Linked DNA regions of Homo sapiens: all the other regions are linked to region 3. Evidence: chromatin loops called from intact Hi-C (ENCODE). Cell type or tissue: PC-3. All regions are shown on one strand. Region 1 overlaps TXNDC16 (thioredoxin domain containing 16). Region 2 overlaps TXNDC16 (thioredoxin domain containing 16). Region 3 has its middle 78 kb from the start of PTGER2. Region 4 overlaps PTGER2 (prostaglandin E receptor 2). Region 5 has its middle 14 kb from the start of PTGER2.

Region 1 (5,000 bases), 74 kb before region 3:
CAAAGTGCTGGTAGTATAGGCATGAGCCACTGTACTTGCCCACTCACTTTTTAAAATGGAGTTTTACTGTTTGTCTAATGAATTGGTGTGAGACCTTTGTATATTAAGGATATTAAGCTTTTGTCATTTTGTTTCAGTTATTTTCCCTCAGTCTGTTATTTGCTCTTTAGCTTTGTTTAATGATAATTTTGTATATCACAGTTTAAAATTTTTTTAATCTATTGATTTTAAGATTTCTTCTATTGCTTTTAGCTATAAAAAACCCTATCATTTTTGTCACCTAATATTCACCTGTATTTTTTCTTGCTTTAATTTACAATATTTTCCTATTTTAATTTGTCTTGCTTTGTATATTTTTTCTTTTAAAAAAATTTTGATAACATACACATAACGTAAAATTTACCATCTTACCCATTTTTAAGTGTATGTTTTACAAGTATTAAGTATATTCACATTGTTGTACAACTAATCTCCAGAACATTTTCATCTTGCAAAACTGAAACTCTGTACTCATTAAACAACAGCTTTTCATTTCATCCTCCTCCCAGGCCCTGGTAACCACCACTCTACTTTCTGTTTATATGAGTCTGGCTACTCTATGTACCTCATACAGGTGGAATCATACAGTATTTATCTTTTTCTGACTGACTTATTTCACTTAGCATAATGTCTTCAGGGTTCATCTATATTGTAGTGTGTGTCAGAATTTCCTTCCAATTTAGGCCGAATAGTATTCCATTGTATGTATATATCTTATTTTGTTTATCTGTTTATCCATTAATGAATTTTTGGGTTACTTCTACCTCTTGGCTGTTGTGAATAACGCGGTTGTGAACATGGGTATGGAAATATCTCTCTGGTACTCTGCTTTCAATTATTTTGAGTACATACTGAGAAGTGGAATTGCTGGGTCATATGGTAATTCTGTTTTTAGTTTTTGAGGAACCGCAGTACTATTTTCCGCCCTGGCTGCATCATTTTACATTCCTACCAACAGTGTACAGGGGTTCCAATGACTTTAACATCCTTGCCAATATTCGTTATTTTATTTTATTTTTTATGATAGCCATCTTAATGGGTGTGAGGTGATATCTTGTTGTGGCTTTGATTTGCATTTCCCAGACGATTAGTGATGCTGAGCATCTTTTCATTATGCTTCTTGGTCATTTGTATATATTCTTTGGAGAAATGTCTGTAACTCCTTTGCCTGTTTTTAAATTGGGTTATTTATATTTTTGTTGCAGAAATTCTTTATATATTCTGGATATTATCCTTTATCAAAGATTTGATTTGTAAATATTTTCTCTCATTCCATAGATTGCTTTTTTACTCTGTTGATTGTGATTTTTTTCCCTTTTTTAAAAGTTTTTAACCCTTTAGATATTTTAGTGCATGGGATGAGTGTTGGTGCCAACTTAATTTTTTTTCTAATAGTTAACGTTTATCCTTTTTTTCTCCTCTATATGTGATTTCACCAGCACCATGTTGTCCTTATCTATATGTGTGTGTGTGTGATATATGTCTGTTTAATTGTTTTCTATTTTATTCACTTTACCTATTGATACTTAGTCTATTAGTTTTATAATACATGTTGAATATAGAGTCAAGTCTCTGATCTGTCTTTTTAAATATTTTCTTGTTTTTTTTTCTATTGACTCTACTAGGTGAACATTAGTAATTTATACTTATTCTCTTAACTGATTTGGATATCTGCTGCTTGTTTTATGCTTCATTATTGTTTTTCTTTATTTTTTATTATTATTATTTTTTGAGATGGAGTCTTGCTCTGTCACCCAGGCTGGAGTGCAGTGGCGTGATCTCGGCTCACTGCAAGCTCCGCCTCCCGGGTTCACGCCATTCTCCTGCCTCAGCCTCCCGAGTAGCTGGGACTACAGGAGCCTGCCACCATGCCCCGCTAATTTTTTTATATTTTTAATAGAGACGGGGTTTTAACGCATTAGCCAGGATGGTTTCCATCTCCTGACCTTGTGATCCGCCTATCTCGGCCTCCCAAAGTGCTGGGATTACAGGCATGAGCCACCGCGCCTGGCCATTTTTCTTTATTTTTTAAAATATGGTGTCTGCTTCTTTTGCTTGTATTTTCTCCAGGACTAGAGAAAATGTTCCCCAAAAACATATTTGAACCTATAAAGTTAAAGATCGTTTCAATGATTTGGACTCCCTCTTGTGGAAGATGCTTTTAATTTCTTTTTTGAAGTCTTTTTTTTTTTTTTTTTTTTTTTTGAGACAGAGTCTTGTTCTGTCATCCGGGTTGGAGTGCAGTGGTGTGATCTCAGCTCACTGCAACCTCTGCCTCCCAGGTTCAGGCATTTCTCCTGCCTCATTCTCCCAGGTTGTTGGGACTACAGGCATGTGCCACCATGCCTGGCTACTTTTTGTATTTTTAGTAGAGATGGGGTTCTATGGTTTTTTTTTCTTTGTATGCCATGGTTTCATGTTATGGATTCATATTACCTTTATTGCTGAGCTTTTATTTATTTATTTAATTATTTATTGCATCATACGTAATAAAATGTTGGAAATTTTTGAAAGAAAATCCTTCATTCACTTTTCCAACATTTTATTATGAACTTTTTCAAGCACACAGCAAAGTTCAAAGAATTGTACAGTGAACACCCATATACTCACCACCTAGATTCTACCATTAACATTTTATATTTGCTTTAGTATATACCTGTATATCTTTCTACTTATTAATTCATCTTATTTTTGATGCAATTCAAATTAATGTTTTTGCATTCAACTTTGATATGCTTATAACAATTATTTTTACTTTGATAGTTTTACATGGCAGCATAAACTACAGTATTTTTTAAATATCACACCTTCTCTTTACTTAGACCGTTACTCTTTATTTATCTCTTGCTTCACAGGAATGTGTCTTTCAATAAGTTTTTAAGGAAGGGTACACATAGGGTGTTTTTTCTGACCGATAGTATTTCTGGGAATGTTATTTGTTGCTTTTGCATCTAGGTGGCCTCTTGAGTCGGTAACAAAACCCTCAATTTTTTTTTTTTTTTTTTTGAGATGGAGTCTTGCTCTGTCGCCCAGGCTGGAGTGCAGTGGCGCGATCTCGGCTCACTGCAAGCTCGGCCTCCCAGGTTCACGCCATTCTCCTGCCTCAGTCTCCCGAGTAGTTGGGACTACAGGCGCCCGCCACCAAGCCCGGCTGACTCTTTGTATTTTTAGTAGAGACGGGGTTTCACCGTGTTAGCCAGGATGGTCTCGATCTCCTCACCTCGTGATCCACCCGCCTCGGCCTCCCAAAGTGCTGGCATTGCAGGCGTGAGCCACTGCGCCTGGCCAATGTTTACTTCATTATACTAACTCTTACCATTTATCTAGGAAACTTCCCTCCTCCTTGTTTTTCTTTTCTTGAGTTGGATTTCAAATTCTGAATGAAAGAGTTTAAGAATATTTGTCTGAGAAGAGGACCCCACTGGTCTAGCATTATGTTTGCACATAGTAGATACTATTAACTACATATTAAATTTTGCTTTCTACAAATTTACATCTAGCAATTTTTTTCTACTTTGTTTTCAGAATTGTAAAAAGTAAAAACGAAAGGAACTTACAAAAAATAAATAATAAGAATATTAATATGTGCCCTGTGGCTTATCATCTTTGAAGGCAAAATCCTAGAGAGCATATCTTTATATTTTTTATTTTTTTTGAGACAGAGTCTTGCTCTGTCACCCAGGCTCAGTGACATGCAGTGGCATGATGTTGGCTCACTGCAACCTCCACCTCCCAGGTTCATGCAGTTTTCATGCCTCAGCCTCCCAAGTACTGAGACCACAGACATGTGCCATGCAGCAGCACGCCCAGCTAATTTTTTGTCTTTTTAGTAGAGACAGGGTTTCACTGTGTTGGCCAGGCTGGTCTCAAACTCCTGGCCTGTAGTGATCTGCCCACCTGAGCCTCCCAAAGTGCTGAGATTATAGGCGTGAGCCACCGCACCTGGCCTTATAGAGAGCATAACCTTCTAATGAAAAAAAAAATTTTTATGAAAAATTGGGAAGTAAGTCTGTGTTTTACTCCTCCACCTTCCTTCCCTTTTGAATGTTTTTGCTCCAACGGTTGACAGTGTCCTCTCTGTACCTCAGGTGCCTGGTGCCCTAACCTTCTCATTTATTATTCACACTAGGCCTCCTTCCAAGAAGAATTTAAGTCTTCAGATCATAAAAAGCACAAATAGGATAAAATCATTGAAAACAGTGTAAAAACTCAGCAATAAAACAGTAGGGGGTAATTATGTAGAAAGTCTAGAAAACACTGTCGTTTGTCATAAAACTTAGCCCTAAGCAATCTGGTAGCAACTAGAAACAAAAAGATGAAATTTTTGCCGTCTATCGTCATATGTAATAAATCACAACACACAAGTTAGGATGCTGATTAATCCACAGAGAAAACTTTTTCCTAATTCAAATATTGAAAAGAATTTTTCATATTATTTTTTACATTGGGAATCAACATAAGAAATGGTGTACTTGATCATATTTTTACACAAATGATGATAAAATGTACATACAGTCATCTCGCAATACAAGTCAAAAACGTAATGTTAAATTATTTAAAGGTAGTTCTGGTGTGCCAGAATGATGTAGCCTGGATATGATAACTTCATTATTTGACTGGATTGATTGTTCCCAACATTGTCAGTTAGATATTCGTTCCTTTTTATTTCTTTTAGTTTGTTTTTGTTTTTTTGCAAACACTGATATATTAGTAGCTGGACTATCAACATCTATTGAAGAGAGAATAAATAATGATAAAAATCTTATGAATTTATTAACATTTCTATATAAATTTGTGTTTTGTTAATAAAAGCTAACTCGTGTTAAATTTAGCCTAAAGCTGCCTCCGTATATATTTTAAGTTCAGACTAAAGGTTTCTCTATAAGTAGTGAACTGTAACCTAACTAAATGTATAAACAGACTATAACCAACTCTTATACCACTCACCAAGTTTTGGTCAA
Region 2 (5,000 bases), 66 kb before region 3:
TTAGAAAACTTCAAAATTGTTATGAGATTACAAAGTTTATTTTAAAATCTTGTGTGATTAAAAGCTGACTGAAATGAGATTTGTATATAAGTTTTTATTAAAATCAGCTTTAGAATTGATAATACACTAATAAAAGAATACAAATTTAGTTTTCTCTTTTGCACATAAATTTCATGTAATACTAATAAGACACAATAAAACACTTTCATTCACGTTTTGAATAAACTCTCAAAAAAGGGAGAAAGAAGAGACATATTCTATAGACATATTCTGAGTCCTTTTTTAATCAACAAATAAAGGTCTTTGCTTTTTAAAACCTCTTAATTATCACTTTGGCTAAATAAATGATTTATTTTACAGTGACCTGTGATCTATTTTGATAAGTGTTTTAAACTTTTGACATATTTAATAGGCTTCCCAAAATCAAGTTCAAAATTAAGTCTTTTTGACCTCAAAGTAACTTTCAAATGTTACAGAGGGCCCCTGCAACATCCAAAAGAGAGATAATGAACAGGTTAATTTATTATGGAAAATTACATGAAAAACATTGTCAGAAGATAATGTTCAACCTTCTTTGACTTTCATACGATTTTTGAAATACTTTTTTTCTAGTTCTGTGAAAAATATCATTGGTAGTTTGATAGGAATAGCATTGAATCTATAGATTGCTTTGGGCAGTATGGCCATTTTAATGATATTGTTTTTTCCCATTCATGAGCTTGGGATGTTTTTCTATTTGTTTGTGTTTTCTCTGATTTCTTTGAACAGTGTTTTATAATTCTCCTTGCAGAGATCTAATTTTTGCATTTTTAGTAGAGATGGGGTTTAGCCGTGTTACCCAGGCTGGTCTCAAACTCCTGAGCTCACGTTATCCTCCCACCTCGGCCTCCCAAAGTGCTGAGATTACAGGAGTGAGCCACTGTGCCCAGCCTGGATGCTCTTTTTTTCTTTCTCTTGCCTGATTTCTCCAGCTAGGACTTCCAAGACTGCATTGGGTAAGAGTGGTGAAAGAGGGTGTCCTTGTCTTGTGCCAGTTTTCAAGGGGATTACTTCCAACGTTTGCCCATTCAGTATGATGTTGACTGTGGGTTTGTCATAGATGGCTCTTATTGAGGTGTGTTTCTTCAGTACCTAGTATATTGAGAGTTTTTAACATGAAGGGGTATTTTATTGAAGGCCTTTTCTACATCTACTGAGATAATCATGTGATTTTTGTCTTTAGTTCTGTTTATGAGATAAATCACATTTATTGATTTGCATATGTTGAACTAACCTTGCATCCCAGGGATGAAGCCTACTTGATTGTGGTAGATTAGCTTTTTGATGTGCTACTGGATTTAGTTTGCATACTTTGTTGAGGATTTTCAATGTTGATCAGGAATACTGGCCTGAAATTTTCTTCTTTTGTTGTGTCTCTGCCAGGTTATGGTATCAGGATGATGCTGGCTTCATAGAATGAGCTGGGGAGGAGTCCCGCCTCCTTAATTTTTGGGAATAGTTTCAATAGGAATGGTATCAGCTCTTCTTTGTATGTCTGGTAGAATTTGGCTGTGAATCCATCAGGTCCTGGGCTTTTTTTGGTTGGTAGGCTATTTATTACTGATTCAAGTTCAGAACTTGTTACTGGTCTGTTCAGGGAATCAATTTCTTCCTGGTTCAGTCTTGGTAGTGTGTATGTGTCCAGGAGTTTATCCATCTCTTTCAGGTTTTCTAGTTTGTATAATATAGGGGTTAGGAGTGCTTTTAGTTACTGGGGTTTTCTTGCTTCTCAGCTCTCCCTGCTGACAGAGCTAAAAAACAGATGTATGTATGTGTGTGTGTCTATAAAAATAATTATTCAATAAGATGTGATAGTAGAAAAAATAATATTGCTAAATAAATATGTTTATTTTATGCAATTAAAATATATTTATAGTAGCTGAAAAGCTTTTTGTGCATATTTTTATTCAGATAATTGAGTACTTTCTTGTATTTGAGGTTGCCATATATTTTGGCATATATACAGTTTTTACCAAGGAGGAGAATATGCCTGGTTTTGAATGTTCAGAGGAAAATATGTATTCTAGTTTAGTGGAAATGGATATGCATCTGAGATCTACAGTCATATATTTTCCCATCCTGTGAGTCACTTAGGATTTACAAACACATGGATTTACGAAGAGACTTTTTAAGAGACATATTCATAAGTAGAGAGTCTTTTGTATGAGGAAATTATATGGAAATAATGGTGTACTTTTCTATTGCTACTTACCTAAAATGAAAAGAAGCTGAAACAGATTCTGTTATGTCATTGCTTTAGATATAGTTTATCCATTGACTGGAATTTCACTCTGTTCACTCTTAGAAATGAAAGTACAGACACACAGTCCTTTCTAGTTTATAATCTCATGTGTCTTTTCTACTTTGATGTAGCATGGGCTAAAAAAATATTTTAATAAATTTTCTCTCTGTCTCTCGTCTCTCTTTTTATTTTTTTTGAGACAGAGTCTCGCTCTGTGGCCCAGGCTGGCATGATCTCAGCTCAGTGCAATCTCCTTCTCCCAAATTCAAGCGATTCTCATGCCTCAGCCTCCTGAGTAGCTGGGACTACAGGCACATGCCACCATGCCCAGCTAATTTTTGTATTTTAGTAGAGATGGGGTTTCACCATGTTGGCCAGGCTAATCTCAAACTCCTGTCCTCAAGTGATCCACCCACCTCGCCTCCCAAAGTGCTGGGATTACAGGCGTGAGCTACCGCACCTGGCCAGTTGTCTCATTAAATCTGTGATTGTAAATGAGCTCCCCATGCTGCCTACTGAGCTACTCTAGTAAGTTTGCTTTCCTACAGACAGTATTGCTCAATCTTAGGGAAAGTATGTACCCTTTTTAAAGAAAATAATCTTGTGGTTACCCAATGTTGACAATGTTGAATGCTTACATCATGAATGTAGTGCTGACTGCTGAGGTACAGATCTTTGGGTTCAGCATGCCTAGCCTAGTAGGTACTATGTGACTCATTCTTCCATGAGTGTTTTTCTGTTTGACTGCTGTGAATCTTTCATGTATGAATTGAATTATCATTTGGCCTTCACTTGGCAAGAATTTGACCTATAAGTCCACCTCTGTGCTTTTCTCATTAGTCTACAATGATTTAATTCAGACTTGCTTCTTGGTTATAGGATAGTCATTATTAACAAGATCCACAGTATGCTATTATTAATGAAAATGTATTCAGAAATTTGTAGAAATAGCTTGTATTTTGAATATGTGTATCCTAACAAATGAGAAAAGACAATACAAATTAATCAAAGTTCAAAACTAATGAAAACACATTAGAGAAAATGTAGGAATTGTTTTTTAAAAGACACAGAATCCCTTCTACTTGCACAACCCTAACACAGACACTGTTAGAGGGCTAGAATTTTCAGTCTGCTATTTTTTATGCATATAGATACTTTCAGATTTTATGGTTATAATGTGCATATCATTTCACATACCTACTTCTCTTTTCAGGCTACACATAAGACAGCTGTCTCCATTTACTCTGCCATAGGAGTAAATTAAAAGGCAAAAAGTATTTATTCAGTAATTATGATTAGAGTGCTATAAAGCTTATGAATTACATTTAGAGTACATTTGTTTTGGAAGCCATGTTGCATTATATCAATTGACATTTCTTTAGTAATCCCATGTCATAAAGAGAATACAGATTTATTTTGGAACCACTAAATTATATAAGACATCTGCACTTAAATATTTTTGTAATTAATTAATAATGAAATACTACCACCTATAAATCTCTTCATCAGTTGAATAGCATACATAATTATAAAGGTTTCAGATTTTTGTCTTCTCTATGTATTTATAGCAAAAGAAGATTTTAGTGAAGCAGGAAACTACCTAAAAGGATATGTTATCACTGGAATTTATTCTGAAGAAGATGTTTTGCTACTGTAAGTTTATTGCTCTTTTAATTTTAGGGAGGGAGAAATTATGCAAAATAATGTTATCTAATAATTGCTTATATTTACACAGCTGATGGAGGAAAATAAGGTAGCAATCTAAAGAAATTTTTTTTATTTCCTTCTAGGAAATAAAGTACCTGGGAAATACTTTAGATTCTTTAGCTATTCTTTTATTTTAGACCAAAGACCCCATGGGGCAGTCTTGGATTCGTACTTCACCATCCTCCTATAAAAATTTTCCTCTTTGGGTTCTATTACCTACAATGTGGTTCTTTGGAGTTATCATAGTTTGGGATAAATTTTTCTTTTTGAGCATCTGAGGTTTTATTTACCCCCTGGGTGGGTGAGTGGGTACGTGTGTGTATAAAAATCAGTGCTTTTTTAGCTTCTTAAATTACCTTATCTGTAGAAGGTGGGACTTCTATGGACTACCAAAATATTTTAGTTGCTATAGAATGAAGGACTGAACTGCAAATTTGGAGATTATTATTAATACATATCACATTCTCTATGGCCCATTTTCAGGTATAGGTGTACTTACTAAGCCCCAGTAGTTTGTCTTTCTTAGCTTCTGACTATAAATTCCTAATTGTGATTTCTAAGCTTAAATCTTTCATCTTGAACACTGGTGACATATGCTCTTGGTGATCAGGCTTTTGTTCTATTTGTGAAATCACTGATTTTCATAAAGTATATATTAAAGAAGGAAATATGAGGACTGTCCATCTGACAATGGGTAATCACCCATGATCTTCTACTCTGCTGTCATTGTGCGTCTAGCTGTGGTCCAAAGAGCTAGACCAGTAGTTTTCAGAGTGTGTTTTGTTTATAACCAACTGGTCAACTAAGAGGTTCCTTTAAGTGACCTGAAAACTGGCCTCTCAACTAATGCTTATGTTGTTATAATGTCTATACTTTGTTCTGGCATGAATTAAGTTATTATACATGACTACTTCACTAGTAATTTTACACAAAGCTTTCTTCTATTTAGATAATTTTCTTTTAGGTTTAGTTAGCGAAAGGGATTGTGGGAGGGTGGATTTGGGCTCTTGTT
Region 3 (5,000 bases):
GCGCGCTAAGTCTAAGGGGCGGGGACAGATGGGGGAGGGGGGCACGGGACACTGAGGGCACCGCATCCTAACTCCGAGGGTCAGGGAAGACTTGCTGGAAGAACTGACTTCCAAGCTGACTGGTAGATGTTCAACCCTGGTGACTGAGAAAATAGTGACAGAAAGAGGGAAGAGGGGAGGAGGAGCTTCCGTAAAAGAATGACAGCCCAGAGTTGAAATTGAGCGTGTGCTCTGGTAGCTGAGCTGAGCTCCTTGACCTGGGAGCCTCTGACCTGGGAAGCTGTGCTCCTAGTCCCCCAAAGGAAGGGGCAGGCACATTTCATATTTCATTTTTCATATCTCCCCACTGCCCCCAGGGGAGTGCCTTTTAAATATTTTCATAGGTCTGTCTGCACTGGCCGTGGGCAGATATGAGGGGGAAGATATGGAGCTCAGTGGGTACCTTATTGAGTTGGGAAACTTTGAGGACAGCCTGGCCTGGGGCACATCTCCAAGATGAAATGTGTGCCTGGTGCTCAGAGGATAAGTTGCACTTGAATTCTAGGTTTTGACTCATTTTTTAGAGGTGAGAACTGAAGCTGTGAGAATCAATGGGCTCAATCAGGGAAAGTAGTAGTGGAATTAAGGAAGGGGATGGAGTTAGATTGGGTTAGATTGTAGACTAGTGGAGCTCAAAATGCAGCCCACACCCCAGATTTATTTTTTAAATCAAGAGGTGGTATAGTTTTCCAGGCCAGTCTTCACAACATCATTGAATATGGCCAAAGGAACAATACTCTAAGCACTAGAAAAACAAATCGTTCCTTATTACTTTGTTTTTGTTTGTTCCAGATTCTAACTTGGGATTACAGGAATTTATTTTCTCACAACCCCAGAAATAAAAGTACCCCCTTCCTGCCTCTCACTCCCAACCCCTCACTTACACTGGCCTGACTTTCGCATGTTCCCCGGGTTGGGAAGGATGGGGCATGGGACTTCCTGGCGTGGTTTGGGCGGGAAGGGAGGGCACAGGGGCTTCAGGAAGCATCTGTGGGGTTGGTGGGAAGGAAGAGCTAGCAGGAGTGTGAGGCAAAGGCTCCTGCATGCCCAGGTCAGTGCAGGGGAAGACAGTAGAATAGTCTCCTGGGGGTCTCATAGGACTGTGGTTCTTAAGGAAAGGCTGGTGAGGGGAGGAAGAGGAGAGAAGAGAATAAAAAAAGAGAGGTGGGGAGTGGGACTGAGCCAGTTATCTGATGTACACAGCATGGAATGGAATCCCACTGGCTACCAGTACCCTGGGGAGATGGAAGAACCCGGGGTCCATGAAAGATCTGGATGGTAGGGATAAGGAGATGTCCTACCTCCTTTGTGTGATTAGTCTTACAGATTATTGCCTGTGTTGCTGAGCATTAGGGACTTAGCTATTCAACATGGGGTAGAAGTACTAGCCTATTGGTAAACTGTACCATTTATCAGCTGGTCTTGCATTGGTTCAAGGAGAAAAGCCATCTGAAATGGGATTCAGCCTGGGAAAAAAGCTAAAGAGTAGTTCAAAAATTTTTTAAAATACTTGAAAAATCAAACATAGTAGAAAGTTGGCACCTTCTAGGTTTCTGTATTAACTATGCCGTTTGGTCTAGGCAACCCTCTGATTAAATAAAGGATAAATATTTATAAGTTAAATTTATAAATAAAAGATGGTAACATCCTCTGAATGCAGAATACCAAAAAATCTGCCATCTCTGATGGAAAAAGCCACTTCAACTTTTGTTGACTTAATCATGAGTCAATTCAATTATTAAGTTATTGGTTTCAAAGCATAAGTGAAACAAACAAATGTAAAAAAGTCTTATTCACTTCTAATTTGCAATCTAATTGGAAGATGGAATTTAAATGCAAGGAAGTTTAATAAATTTAAAATATTATAATATGCTTATTTATCATCATTAAGAAACCAGCTGGGCATGGTGGCTCATGCCTGGAGGCTGGGTGGATCATTTGAACTCAGGAGTTCAAGACCAGCCTGAGCAACATGGCGGAACCCTGTCTCTACATACATACATACATACATACATACATACATACATACATACATACATACAAATTAGCCAGGCATGGTGGTGTGTCCCTGTAGTCCCAGCTACATGAGAGGCTGAGGTGGGAGGATGACTTGAGCCCAGGAGGCAGAGGAGGTTGCAGTGAGCCAAAATCACGTTGTTGCACTCCAGCCTGGGTGACAAAGCCAGACCGTTTCTCAAAAAAAGAAAAAGAAAAGAAAAGAAACCTCCATGATGAGTGTTTCATGTTGGGAAGATGGGGCAGTCATTGGTATCACAGAATTTGGGGTGTTGTGTGCTGTGCATTCTTGAATAATACTGACCTGAAAATCTTTGTTCTTCCTCGAGAGAAACGGTATGTGTTTGCTATTGCTCACATTGCAAACTCAAATGGTAAGACAGAAGGTAGGCCATATTATTACCCAATTACAACAGAAAATTGTTTGATTTTCTTGGGCTTGTGCATATGGTGAACATTTGGGAATTACAGCCTTGCTGCTAGCAGAACATTTTAACTAAAGGCAGTAAAATGAGCACAGACTTTGGACTTTTAGCTAGATCATTCTTCTATATACAGGCCATTTCTGCTTCATATCGAGAGATTTAGCTGGCAATCTTAGGAAATTATTATGGGAGTAAAGTTGACTCCAAAAGAAACTTAGAAAATGTGAATCTGTGTTCAAAGTTCAGCCAAAATAAAGAACTAGTTCCATGTCAGCATGAGTTGCCAATAACAATGTTATAAAAAATGTTTTCCGGCAGCTAACAGTCATTTTTTTTTTTTTTTGCCTGCACTAAATAACTCAAACCATACTTAGTAAACAGAAATTCTGGAAGCAATTTCAAACAATGGATCTCCATAGCATGCCACATAAAAATAGAAAGTTAAAGATTGAGAACTTACTCATGCAAAGGTCACTTAGAAGGTTTTCCACAATAATGGGATTTGAGTCAACAAGTATTCATTGAATGCCTATTATGTGGTCAGCTTTATGAGGGATGGTGGTGGATGGGAAGTGGGACTAATGAAGAATCATACCTAAGATGTGGTCCCTGACTTGGGGGAGCCTTCACTGATTTTGAGGAACAAGTCAGAAGCACATGAAAGGGCTAAATAACAATCTAAAGCAGTGCGATGTTGACATTATGTATTTCAATAAGAAGTGAAATACCTGCAAATGTGGTGGGTGGTCATGAATGAATGCAGTGAAGATTAGAGCAAGTTTTCCTGGGCTAGAGATGGTGTGGAGTGAGAAATGAGAGAGAAAGGGCATTCCAGGAGGGTTTAGCAGGAAGCAAGAAGGACGGCAGGTTAGGGAGGTAGGATGGCACCAGAGTCATTTGCTGGCATTTGGAAGTCTTGTTTCCCTGCCTCACACTAACTTTACATATCTGTGTCTTTGCTTTGCACCCAACTCCATTTCTTTTTCTTTTTTTCTTTTCTTTCTTTCTTTTTTTTTTTTTTTTGAGACGGTGTCTTGCTCTGTTGCCCAGGCTGGAGTGCAATGGTGCGATCTTGGCTCACTGCAACCTCCGCCTCCCAGGTTCAAGTGATTCTTCTGCCTCAGCCTACAGAGTAGCTGGGATTACAGGCTTGCGCCACCACACCTGGCTAATTTTTGTATTTTTGGTAGAGACGGGGTTTCATCATGTTGGTGAGGCTGGTCGCGAACCCAACTCCATTTCTTAATACTGTCCGAACCATTTGCCTCTTACCACTGTGTTTCTCTTCTCTCCATCCAGAATTGTTTTTGTACTATATCAGGAGTTAGACAGCTTGGATCTAACTCCTTGTGGGGAAGGGAGTGGCTGTTATTTGACAAATTGTGACTCTTATGTTGTGATCCAGGCTTGTCTTAAAAATCAGACTACAAGAGTGAGTGCAACAATGATGTGAACATATGTCATGCCACCAAACTGTAAAATAAAAATGCATGTAATGGTAAATTTTGTGTGATGTCTCTTTTACCGCAATTTAAAATAAAACCAAACACCATCTCCTTGACCTGAGTAAGGGAGTTTCCAGCTTTGTTGGAGAGGGTTATAGGCAGTGTAAAAAAAAATCAGTTCGGCAATTTGGAATATTTTCTTCCTGTCAAGGAGTCAACCATTATAAATAACTGTAGGTTCCATAATGAAAAATAAAAGGCAGAGAGAATTTTAGCCTTTAAAGCATACCTTACCCACCTTTCACCACAGCACTTGCACTGTGAATTATATGTAATTTCTTTAGTCAGCTTACTTCTTGAATCACCCCTATTCCTTCAGATTGTTGTTGTGGTGGTGGTTCTTCTTTCTTCCTTCTTCCTTCCTTCTTTTCTTCACTTCTTCTTTGTCTTCTTCATCTTCATCTTCGTCTTCATCTTCTTCTTCGTCTTTTCTCCTTCTTCTTCACTACAGAACATTGCAGATCAATCAAGGCTATTGCCATCTCTATTGTAGTTGCCTAGGTGGGCTATGCATGATCCCCAGGATGTATAGAATTGAACTAGGAGGGGGAAAATATATCACTGCTGGGGCACAATCCTGGCTCCTACACTTACTAGTTGGGTAAGTTATTTAACCTCTTTGTGCCTTAGTTTTCTCATCTTTTTTTTTTAATTTTAAAGACTTTTTATTTATTATTATTTTTAAATTATTATGCTTTAAGTTCTGTGATACATGTGCAGAACATGCAGGTTTGTTGCATAGTTATACACGTGCCATGATGATTTGCTGCACCCATCAACCCATCATCTACATTAGGTATTTCTCCTAATGCTATCCCTCCCCTTGTCCCCCCACACCCCTACAGGCCCCAGTGTGTGATGTACCCCTTCCTGTTTCCATGTGTTCTCATTGTTCAATTCCCACCTATGAGTGACAACATGCGGTGTTTGGTTTTCTGTCCTTGCGATAGTTTACTGAGAATGATGGTTTCCAGCTTCATCCATGTCCCTACAAAGGACGTGAACTCATCATTTT
Region 4 (5,000 bases), 65 kb after region 3:
CTGCCTAAGTGAGAGCTAATTGTCTCCCCTTGCCTTTCAAAGTCATCAAATTCTAAAGTGGAATGTGTTGTTATTTCTTGGTTCAGATCAGAGCTGACCTGCCATTAGCATTAGGACAATCCCTCTCTCAAAGTGCACTGATGCTGAGGAGACAGAGATGCCAAAGTGTAACTGAGTTACATGAGCGTGTAGTGATGTGAATCAGTTTTGCCCTCCCTCCTCAGGGTTCGAGACCTCTGCAAGCATCATGATTTGGAGTTGGAGTGGTTTCTAGAGTTTCGGTCTTGCTCTGGGTTGTCATGGGTCCAACCCACTTTGTGATGCAGGTCTTCTAGAGTCATCTTATACCTTCTAAACAAACTCAGATCCCGATCAGATTTTTGGAGATTCAAGGCCACAATTTAGCACCAGAATTTTTCAGTTCTTTCTTGGAAAAGATGACCAGGGCCACACTGAACCATTTAGGAACAATTCAGCTCAGAGCAGAGAGCTTGGTCCATCTCATATCGAAACACCTAAACTTAGGGCTGGCATGCTGCAGGGAATCCCGACTATGGTTTCTTTCTCCCTTTTCATTCTGACTACTAGGGGCAAAGAATAAAGTCTAGATCTTCTTTTATCACAATTCAGTCTTTAATATATCAGGCTAAGTAAATTCTGTTCTTTTATTTAACTTGATGATGAAACAGTAACTTAAACAGGTATGTCTGATGTGACAGGATTTTTAGAAAGGGAATATTTACATATCTAATTTTAGTAATTTTTTTCTAAGCTACCTTTAAATTGCCATTAATAGGAGGTAATGACTATTACAGAGTATTTTTACTTTCAACTCCTTCTACATATATATTGGTATAAATGAAATACCAGGATTTAGTCGTTCAGCACAGTACATGGAACAGGAGTACATGAGGAAACAGAGTTCTAGAAATATACCAGTGCTTAAATAAGTGGCTTAAATTCTTATACTTTGGGCTCCAGAGCAAATCATTTTGTTCCTGCTAGTGATATTATGTCCAATTTTGTGTTTTTGTTTTCAGTTCTCAGGCATTATTCTGGGATTTTAGGGGGGCAGTAAGGTGGGGTGAAAAATTGTAGTTGACATTTTCATCTGGAGAAAAACAAGTCATCTGATAAAAGTAATTAATCTTCTAGTTCAAAGCAACTTCAGAATTTTATGTTTAGGAATTACCCATGGGCCTAATTAGTCCCATTTAGAATAATTTCTTAACTTTAGAATGCCTGGTGGACAGGGAAGATTTATTTACATGTCTAGATTTTAGTTAAGTTAAATTTTGCCTGGCTTGTTTAAATTTGTAGAAAAGCAAACCACTTATTTATTCTTCTTAAGAGCTGATTTGACGTAGATTGTTTGTATCAAAATACACTGATGCCTAGATTGGTTTGAAATCATTCTAAGTGATCAGCTAGTTTGATAACTGCTTAAAGGAAATAGCTTTGGATAAACAACTCAATGAGACTTTGGAGAAAACAAGCATCTCTTTTTTTTTTTTAAGGAGTGGCTATCCAATAATATCACTATGAAAAAAATAAGATGATTCTACTATTTTAAAGATCATACTGGAAGGGTAAAAACTGGAGGAAAAAAATATCTTCTAATACCAAGTATTATAATGAATATTTTAAACTCTAATTTGCAACCTCACTTTAAAACCTGGCAACCACACTTTACGAATCTGCCAAATTAAATATAATTTTTCCACTTTGAACTCATTTAAAAGATACTATGTTTATATTAATCACAAAATGTTATTTGAGGGAGTTCATAAAATACTACTCCATTTTCAAATTTTTGTTTTATAGTTTATTTTTGTAACATTTCAGATGAGTTTACACAGTAACTATGATTAAACAGTGCAAATTCACTGAAATATTTTGATGCTGAGTTTACATTTACATGCCAAACATTTAGAAATATATTAAGATATGACTCACTGCTACATGGTTTCCCATATAAGATGAGTCAAACCATGTTCCCTAAATAAAATATAGACAGATGAATTTTGGTACAACACAGTCATCTTATAAAATCTATTTTACTCATGGCCCCAATATCAACTTTAAAAGGGTTCCAGTATATCTGAAGAATGAACCAGATTTTTCAGTTTTTAAGCCTAATATTTGGCTTCATACATGGCCACGTACATCCTCCCCCAGAAATAGGATAAATAAAGAGTATTAATGAGAATTAACTGCCTTGAGACATTTCTATTATTTCTTGTTGAGAGAACCATTCCTAAAGTCTTCTTGATCACTATTAGCATATGGACATTATAAAATAAATAACCTGACAACTTGACCTGCAGTTCCTGGAGGATGAGTAAACAAAACTGATGTTAACCCACTGAGTCCACTCTTGTAAGAGTAATACTGTAGTGATGAGAGTACTCCCACATACACAAACATCACAGTAAAAGGTGCCTATGATTTTCAACTTCATTGTTCAAATAAAGGGTTCGCTAAGTGATCACAAGACAGCAGGCTTGGTTGCTTCCACATATTGACTTCCTAGAGATTACATATGAAGTTTAATCTGGTCTGGCTGTACACTATATGTGTATAACGGTAGTAGCAAGATTAAAATAGAAAGTACAGTCACTGTTTGGGGTTTCAAACAAATTACAAAACCACATACTTTGTCATTCAACAGGAAAGCTTAAATCAATAGGCAGCTGGATCTTCAATGCAGCCGATTGTTCCTCCAAAGGCCAAGTACCATGCTCACTGAGGGTAGGTTTTGTAGCTCCTTCTGACACTTTACATGAAGTGCCTTGTCAGCACATCTGTAGCCTTGACCACAGCTTAAATGTTTGTATACTCCTTTTTATTAGGGCAGCTTCATTTTGTTTACACACTGTTTTCATTTCTCCAAGGAACAATTTCAAAATGATCTTCCAGATGCTATATAACTAAGAACTTTTAAACTACTGACCTCAAAGGTCAGCCTGTTTACTGGCATCTGACTGTGTAGAACAGGAAGTTTGTGTTGCATCTTGTGTTCTTAATGAAATCCGACAACAGAGGACTGAACGCATTAGTCTCAGAACAGGAGGCCTAAGGATGGCAAAGACCCAAGGGTCAATTATTGAATTAATTGATAAAAACCTAAGAGCTTGGAGGTCCCATTTTTCCTTTCGGGAAGAGGTTTCATTCATATATGCAAAAATCTGTAAGAAGCAAAGGGGAAAAATGATGTTAGTTTTACATCGTAGCAGTAGACAGGCTTAGACCCTATGTTATGTCTTGAGATTTAAAAGCAAAACCATGTTTTGTCTGTGGTAGTGGTGGGGAACGAAAGGTGGGGGTTGGGAATCTTACCTTTCTTCCTTATGTAAACTGTAACATAATGAATGTATTTTTTCCCCTTGAACTCAATGAAAGCATGTTTTCTGTGGAATGCAATTAACATTAACACCATGCACAATGTCTTGGTGTCATTGGGAGTGGAGAGAAATAAACTTTTCTTGTCATCTAGAATAGAATCTTTTAACAATATAAATAATAATGATAATATTAGTAGCTCCAGTGTATCAATAACCTAATATATGTGTCATGAATTGTTCTGGGTACTAACCCCGCTTTATCTCTACTCCTTATAGAAACTCTGAAACTTAGAGATTGTCTCTTTTTAACAGATAGGGAAGTGAACTTCAGGAAAACTAATAACATGTTACATTTACTTCCAAATACTAAATCTAATGATCACAATTCAGCGAGACAGGGTCTGCAATGGAACACCCTGAGTGGGAGTATGAGTTCTGGCCATTGGACTGGGTTTGAATCCTACCTCTGTATATAGTTTGAGATCAATGGCAAGATATTAATAATGAACCTTTGTGCCTCAGTTTTGACATCTTTAAAATGGGTGATAATAATAACATACCCACTTCATAGAGTTGCTGAAAGGATGATAGGAAGTGATATGTGTAAGCTACTTAGATCAGTGCTCACATCCTAAGTGCTCCACAGTGTTCATTGTTATTATATCCATTTTACAAATGCAGACACTGGGGTATAGAAAATTAGATAATTTGCTCAAGTACCCAGAGCTGGTTAGTGGCCAAATCAGGATGCAAATTCCAACTCTCCTGATGCCAGTGCAGTGCTCACTGTGTGCTACGTGCAGGCCTGTATTAGAGCAAAGGCCTCAGAACAATGTCCTGAACACTGGAAAGCTGACACATCTTTACATATGGACCAAACTGCTCTACCAGCCCTCAAACGATTTCTTAGTTATTTAGGGAGCAACATAAATGTTTGGGCAGGTTGGAAGGAATGGAATAATGCATCTTGATAAAGATCACACTTCTACAAAATTCACAGAAAAGAGGAAAACAAAGGTAGATCACACCTAGTCATTTAAAACCAGTGCTTTATAAGGCTCCAGGGTCTTTCTTACCAATGGCTTTAGACACCTAGCCCCTCTTTTCTTCACTCGCCTTCTGCAGAAGAAGGAGCAGCTTGTTTCCCTTCTCTGAGTACTTACTCTGCAGGCATCTGGCAACTGGATATACAAAGCAAATTGCAGAGAGCGCAAAGGGTAGTCATCTTCAGTTTGCTTATGTTGGGACAAGAGCAGGAAGGTTTGGCAGCCATAGGTGTTTATGCCGGAGAATCTTGGCATAGGGAATGGAGAAAAGATTTGGCAGATGAGTAAGGAAAAAGAAGAATTGATGGTGGGTTTCCCAGAGAGTAGAGGAAAGCTAGGTGAGGAGGTGCAATGGAGCAATAGCTTTCTTGTCAGTTAAACTATTTTGGATGAAAACTACACAGGCTGGTGTGTTAAAAGAGTGATTTGGAGGTAAGAAATTCAGGATAATGATGCACATAGGTCTACAGATTAAAACACATATTAGTGATTACATATGCACACACACGTGTGCACATGATGCATAACTGAGCACTCCTGTAGAAAGGGCCTGCAGCTGAGTTGATGATCTAGTTTAACCAGAGAACATATTCACACTGAATTGGCCAGC
Region 5 (5,000 bases), 92 kb after region 3:
AAGCATAAATTGGGGACTGAGATAATGCCCAGAGGAAGGAATATTATCTGTAAAATCTAAGTTAAAAAGTATGTCCAATGCAAAGGCCTATGATACAATGGACTTTGGGGAGTGGGGGAAAGGGCGGGAGTGGGGTGAGAGATAAAAGACTACAACTGGATACAGTGTACACTGCTTGGGTGATGGGTGCACCAAAATCTCAGAAATCACCACTAAAGAACTTATTCATGTACAAAAATAAATAGGTAGACAAATACAAAAGAAATGCTAAAAATATTTTTTAATGGAAAATAAAAATAAAAAGTATGTCCAAATTGGGAGCCCACCCTTACCCAAATTTGCAACAATTTGAACATCAAAAAGAATATTGATTTAATGAATTGAATCACACTAAATTTTAAAAATCCATATTTCTATAGGGACATTAAAAAAAGAGAAAGCCAAAAAGAGAACTTGTAAGCCATCATTTGAGATGGCTTGACAATTGACTTCATACTTTGACAATTGGTAATGAAAGAAAGAATTAAGCATTTATCTAACCTTTATGTAAGAAATGTATCTTAGAGTAACCAAATAGCTCCAGCTGAAAGAGAAAGTTCTATTTTCAGAAGAATGCTTGCCAAGAATGTAGAAGAATGACAGAATTAGAAAATCAGCATTCTGTCACTCAATAAAAGGCTTAGACTATTACCCTAACCTAGGGATGAATCTTAGCAAGCAATTACTATTTATGTTCTCTAATATGATGAAGATGCAATGTGAAGTATACCACCATCTATGATAGATTTAAAAATTAACTTGAATTCATCGTATTTAGTTTTAACTTCAGATGTAAACTTCAGCAGTTGAGGAACAAGTTGAATGCCATGGTAAATGGCAAGCAGACAAAGTCAGGAATTAGGAAAACTGGCCTGGTTGGCTCTTCAACAAGTCAGAGTCATTAAAAAGAAGAAAGATAGGGCTGGGTGCAGCGGCTCATGCCTGTAAGCCCAGTACTTTGGGAGGCTGAGGTGGGTCGATTGCTTGAGCCCAGGAGTTTGAGACCACCCTGGGCAACATGGCAAAATCCTATCTCTATTTAAAAACACAAAAAATAGCTGGGCATGGTGGTGCCCACCTGTAGTCCCAGCTACTTGGGAAGCTGAATCAGGAGGATTGATTGAATCCAGGAGGTCGAGGTTGCAGTGAGCTGTGATTACACTGCAACACTGCAGCCTGGGTGATAGAGCAAGACTTTGTCGCAAAACAAAAAAAAAGGAGGAAGAAGAAGAGAAATCGGGCTCGATCAAGAGACTCAAAGGACATTTCAGCCAGAAGCAATGCATGGTTCTGGATTGGGCTGTGGGTTGAACAAATGAACTATACGGGACACTTTGGGAATAAATTGTGGAAACTTGAATATGGACTAGATATTAGATAAGATAAAAATGTATTGATATGGAAAGCTGGAGAACCTTAAGTTAAATTAGCAGGGGTTTTGGGTTTTTGGAGGGTAACTTTCTACAATGCTCACATCCTTTTAAATAATAAAAAGTGATTACAATACTAAGTAGTAGTAGTAGTTTGAAAGTGCAAAGAAGATGGATGAAGATGTCCCGACAGGCAGGGAGTGAAGCTCACCACCTCCGTTTTGGGCAAGGGCTCCACAGCGGGGATGGTCCTGCAGGATCCTGGCCTTTTATCTCATCTGTTAGACTACACCCAATAGAGGAAATGAGATTCCTGAGCAAGCCTTCCCCAAATAGAAAAGTTTTATGGGGCATTTCTACCTCTAGATTCCATGTGAAATAATTCATCTGCTGTTCTCTTACGACTTGTTATGTTATTTGAAAAGATGTTCATTGTTCAGGTCAGAAGAAAAAAGAGTTCTCAGGTTCCTATCATCCCCATCTTCTATTGCCTTTTTTGTTGTCTGGGTGTATAAAGATGGAAGGAGGAATAAGTACTTGTGAAGAAGCTATGGTTGTTCATGTTGCTCTTGATTCCAAGAAGCTTTGTGGCAAAACTGGGTTACAGAAGGAAATTATGCACCGTAATTAGGGTTTTTGAAATTCAAATCGAACAAACTTGAGAACATTTAGAGTGGACTCAGAGCTAGAAAGTGGCTGACCCTGAGGACCGTCCAAAGCGAAACCCCATCTCCTTTTGCAATTGGCATAGCAAGAGACACATTGGATTGTTGATCAGATTTGCCCTGCCTGGGTAGGCACCTAGTCAAATTAACTAATACATCAAAGATACAAATTCTTTCCTTTCCTTTTCTTGGTGCTCTGCGGAACTCAACATTAATAGGATACCAACAACAAACAACAACAACCAAAAAAAAAAAAAAAAAATTAAATGGGCTGATAGCACTTTTCTTTGGAAGTTTAAGGAAAAGTTATTAAACTATAATTCCATGTCAGTAACATTAGGACTTTGAGAGTAGCTTGCATCCTTGATTTTCTTTTCCTTTTCATCATTTTCCTGTCTACTGGGAACTTCAACTCAAAAAGATGATATATTCAATGCAAGAAAATTGATGTCACTTAAAAGCAGCTCTAATAATAGAAAATAAATTATTTATAGCTAGAGGGTGTCTTCTGTATCTAAGACTAGATTATCTACACCAGACTACACTACTGATAAACTGCAGTAGATTACTGTGTTTTCTTGCCCTTCTAAAATTCTTGACTATTGTGAAACATTGTCATGGTTATGAAGTATTTTAAGCACTTGTGCTCCCTCTAGAGGAGCAATATAAAAAAACTCAGGGCTGTCAGTGTTTGCCAAGATTTTGAGGTTAAATTTTGGTGTCATTTAAAGAAGAAAGAACTCATGTGGAAATAATTATCAAAATCTAATTTTAATTAACTATAATTTATAAATTATAAAAGTAGCAATTCTCCATAATCATACATTTTAATATTACTGTTTCTAAATTGAAATATGTCTTTCCACTTTTGTCTGCTATACAATACACATACAATGCTGCTTCCTGTTTTATTTTCTCATATTGTATTTTCTTTTTAATTTTTTAACTGTTTTTCGAGACAGGGTCTCATTCTGTCGCCCAGGATGCAGTACAGTGGTTCAATCTCCGCTCACTGCAACCTCTGCCTCCTGGGCTCAACCGATCCTCCCACCTCAGCCTCATGAGTAGCTGAGACCACAGGTGCTTGCCACCACGCCCGGTTAATTTTTTGTATTTTTGATAGTGACGGGGTTTTTGCTATTGTTACCCAGGCTGGTCTTGACTCCTGGCCTCCAACAATCTGCCCACCTCGGCCTCCCAAAGTGCTGGGATTATAGGCGTGAGCCACCGCGCCTGGACTACTTCTTGTTTGTTTGTTTGTTTTTGAGACGGAGTCTCGCTCTGTCGCCCAGGCTGGAGTGCAGTGGCGTGATCTCGGCTCACTGCAACCTCTGCCTCCCGGGTTCAAGCGATTCTCCCACCTCAGCCTCCCAAGTAGCTGAGATCACAGGCGCCCACACGTAAAAAATTAGCCATGCATGGCTAATTTTTTATATTTTAGTAGAGACAGGGTTTCACCATTTTGCCCAGCCTGGTCTCGAACTCCTGAGCTCAAGCAATCTGCCCACCTCGGCCTACCAAAGTGCTAGGATTACAGGTGTGAACCGCCGCGCCCGGCCTTACTTCTTATATTTTCCGAGTAACATTCTAATTATCATATCTACTGAGTAAATTGTAGTAATTTCTCCCACTGCTGGACAGCTAGATTGTTTTTAATTATTCAAGAACAACTACATTGAACATTCATTTGCATGTAGCATTTTCATGTTTGGGGTCTGTTCCAAGGAGTGAATCTCAGCCTTGAAATTACTAAATCAGAGAATATGATCTTTTGGGGAAATGACAGTACATATTTACACATTACTTCCTAACACAGTTGTGCTAATTTATAAATCATCAGCAATGTATGAAAATATCGATTTCAACACACCCTCCCACCACTGGGTACTACTTTTAAAAAAATGTTTGGATAATTTGGTGGGTGAAAAAATGCCATTTCATGGCTTTAATTTGAACTTTTCTGACTTTTGGTGAGGTCAAACATTTTTCCAAGTTCATGAGTTTTATTTTCTCCTTTGAGAATTCTCTGTTCATGTTTTTTACGCATTTATCTTTGGGGACAATGCTTTCTTAGTTATGTGAGCTTTTACGATCATTACAAGTATAATTACCACTACCACCACTACTAATTAGCTATCATTTGTTGGTCAACCATAATGAGTAGAATATTATGCCAAGAGCTTTATGTATATTTATGCCTTGCCACAACCTGCAAGAAGGAAGGAAATTGAGGTTTAGAGAAGCTAAATGACTTATCCAAGACCACATGGCCATGGACGAAATACTTTCTACTATCGCCTCTGCTTCATATAAAGATATAATAGAACCATGTCCTGATGAAGCCATTTCTGTCAACAATGGACTGCGTATATGGTGGTCATACAGTAAGCCAAAGTTAATTTACTATCAAAGAAAAAACCCTATTTTTAATTAAAAATAAATGTAATGTAAGTGTACAATGTTTATAAAGTCCACAGTAGTGTATAGTAATGTCCTAGGCCTTCACCTTCACTCACCACCCACTCACTGTCTCATCCAGAGCAACTTCCAGTCCTACAAGTTCCATTCATGGTAAGTGCCCCACACAGGTGAACCATTTTTTCCTTTAATACTATATTTTTACTGCACCTTTTCTATGTTTAGATATGTTAGACACACAAATACTTAGCACTGTGTTACAATTGCCTACAGTTTTCAATATAGTAACATGCTGTACTGGTTTGTAGCCTAGGAGCAATAGGCCATACCATATAGCCTAGGTGTGCAAACCTGTACCATCTGGGTTTGTGTAAATACGGGGTATGATGTTCTCACTACAAACTGCCTAATCACACATTTCTCAGAATGTATCTCTTCATTAAGCAATATGTGACTGTATATTTTTATTAATATATAAAATACATTAACTCTTGGCAATATTTTTCCC

Evidence for each region. A loop is a pair of places that touch in the nucleus more often than their neighbours do. Peaks named below come from ENCODE experiments on the same cell type or tissue, not always from the same donor. Only the 100,000 strongest peaks of a DNase experiment are listed, where the experiment ranks them.
Region 1: it touches region 3 in a loop (5-fold over the local background); 5 of 110 quality-filtered maps call a loop at or near these places.
Region 2: it touches region 3 in a loop (7-fold over the local background); 4 of 110 quality-filtered maps call a loop at or near these places.
Region 4: a loop joins it to region 3, with 9 times the contacts of the local background. A loop is called at or near these places in 14 of 110 quality-filtered maps.
Region 5: it touches region 3 in a loop (2.6-fold over the local background); 12 of 110 quality-filtered maps call a loop at or near these places.

The regions. Positions count from the first base shown.
Region 1 is chr14:52,463,637-52,468,636 of GRCh38, reverse strand. The region is part of intron 16 of TXNDC16 (thioredoxin domain containing 16); the gene reads left to right. Among named protein-coding and RNA genes, the nearest start is that of TXNDC16, 86 kb to the left of the region's middle. In PC-3, a CTCF peak has its summit at 2,185 (motif pointing left); no DNase peak of the experiment used is centred here.
Region 2 is chr14:52,456,024-52,461,023 of GRCh38, reverse strand. It overlaps TXNDC16 (thioredoxin domain containing 16), which reads left to right. Exons shown (of 21, transcript NM_020784.3): 17 at 3,850-3,934. Among named protein-coding and RNA genes, the nearest start is that of TXNDC16, 94 kb to the left of the region's middle. In PC-3, no CTCF peak of the experiment used is centred here; DNase peaks (open chromatin) are centred at 2,123 and 2,933; H3K4me3 peaks cover 728 bases; H3K27ac peaks cover 2,567 bases.
Region 3 is chr14:52,389,970-52,394,969 of GRCh38, reverse strand. No RefSeq gene overlaps it. Among named protein-coding and RNA genes, the nearest start is that of PTGER2, 78 kb to the right of the region's middle. In PC-3, no CTCF peak of the experiment used is centred here; a DNase peak (open chromatin) is centred at 2,989; H3K4me3 peaks cover 573 bases; H3K27ac peaks cover 1,234 bases.
Region 4 is chr14:52,325,409-52,330,408 of GRCh38, reverse strand. PTGER2 (prostaglandin E receptor 2) reads right to left here. Exons shown (of 2, transcript NM_000956.4): 2 at 1,811-3,188. The coding sequence ends at 2,955. Among named protein-coding and RNA genes, the nearest start is that of PTGER2, 14 kb to the right of the region's middle. RefSeq lists an enhancer at 4,877-5,000. In PC-3, no CTCF peak of the experiment used is centred here; DNase peaks (open chromatin) are centred at 1,958 and 2,668; H3K4me3 peaks cover 775 bases; H3K27ac peaks cover 2,635 bases.
Region 5 is chr14:52,297,609-52,302,608 of GRCh38, reverse strand. No RefSeq gene overlaps it. Among named protein-coding and RNA genes, the nearest start is that of PTGER2, 14 kb to the left of the region's middle. In PC-3, a CTCF peak has its summit at 2,711 (motif pointing left); a DNase peak (open chromatin) is centred at 2,718.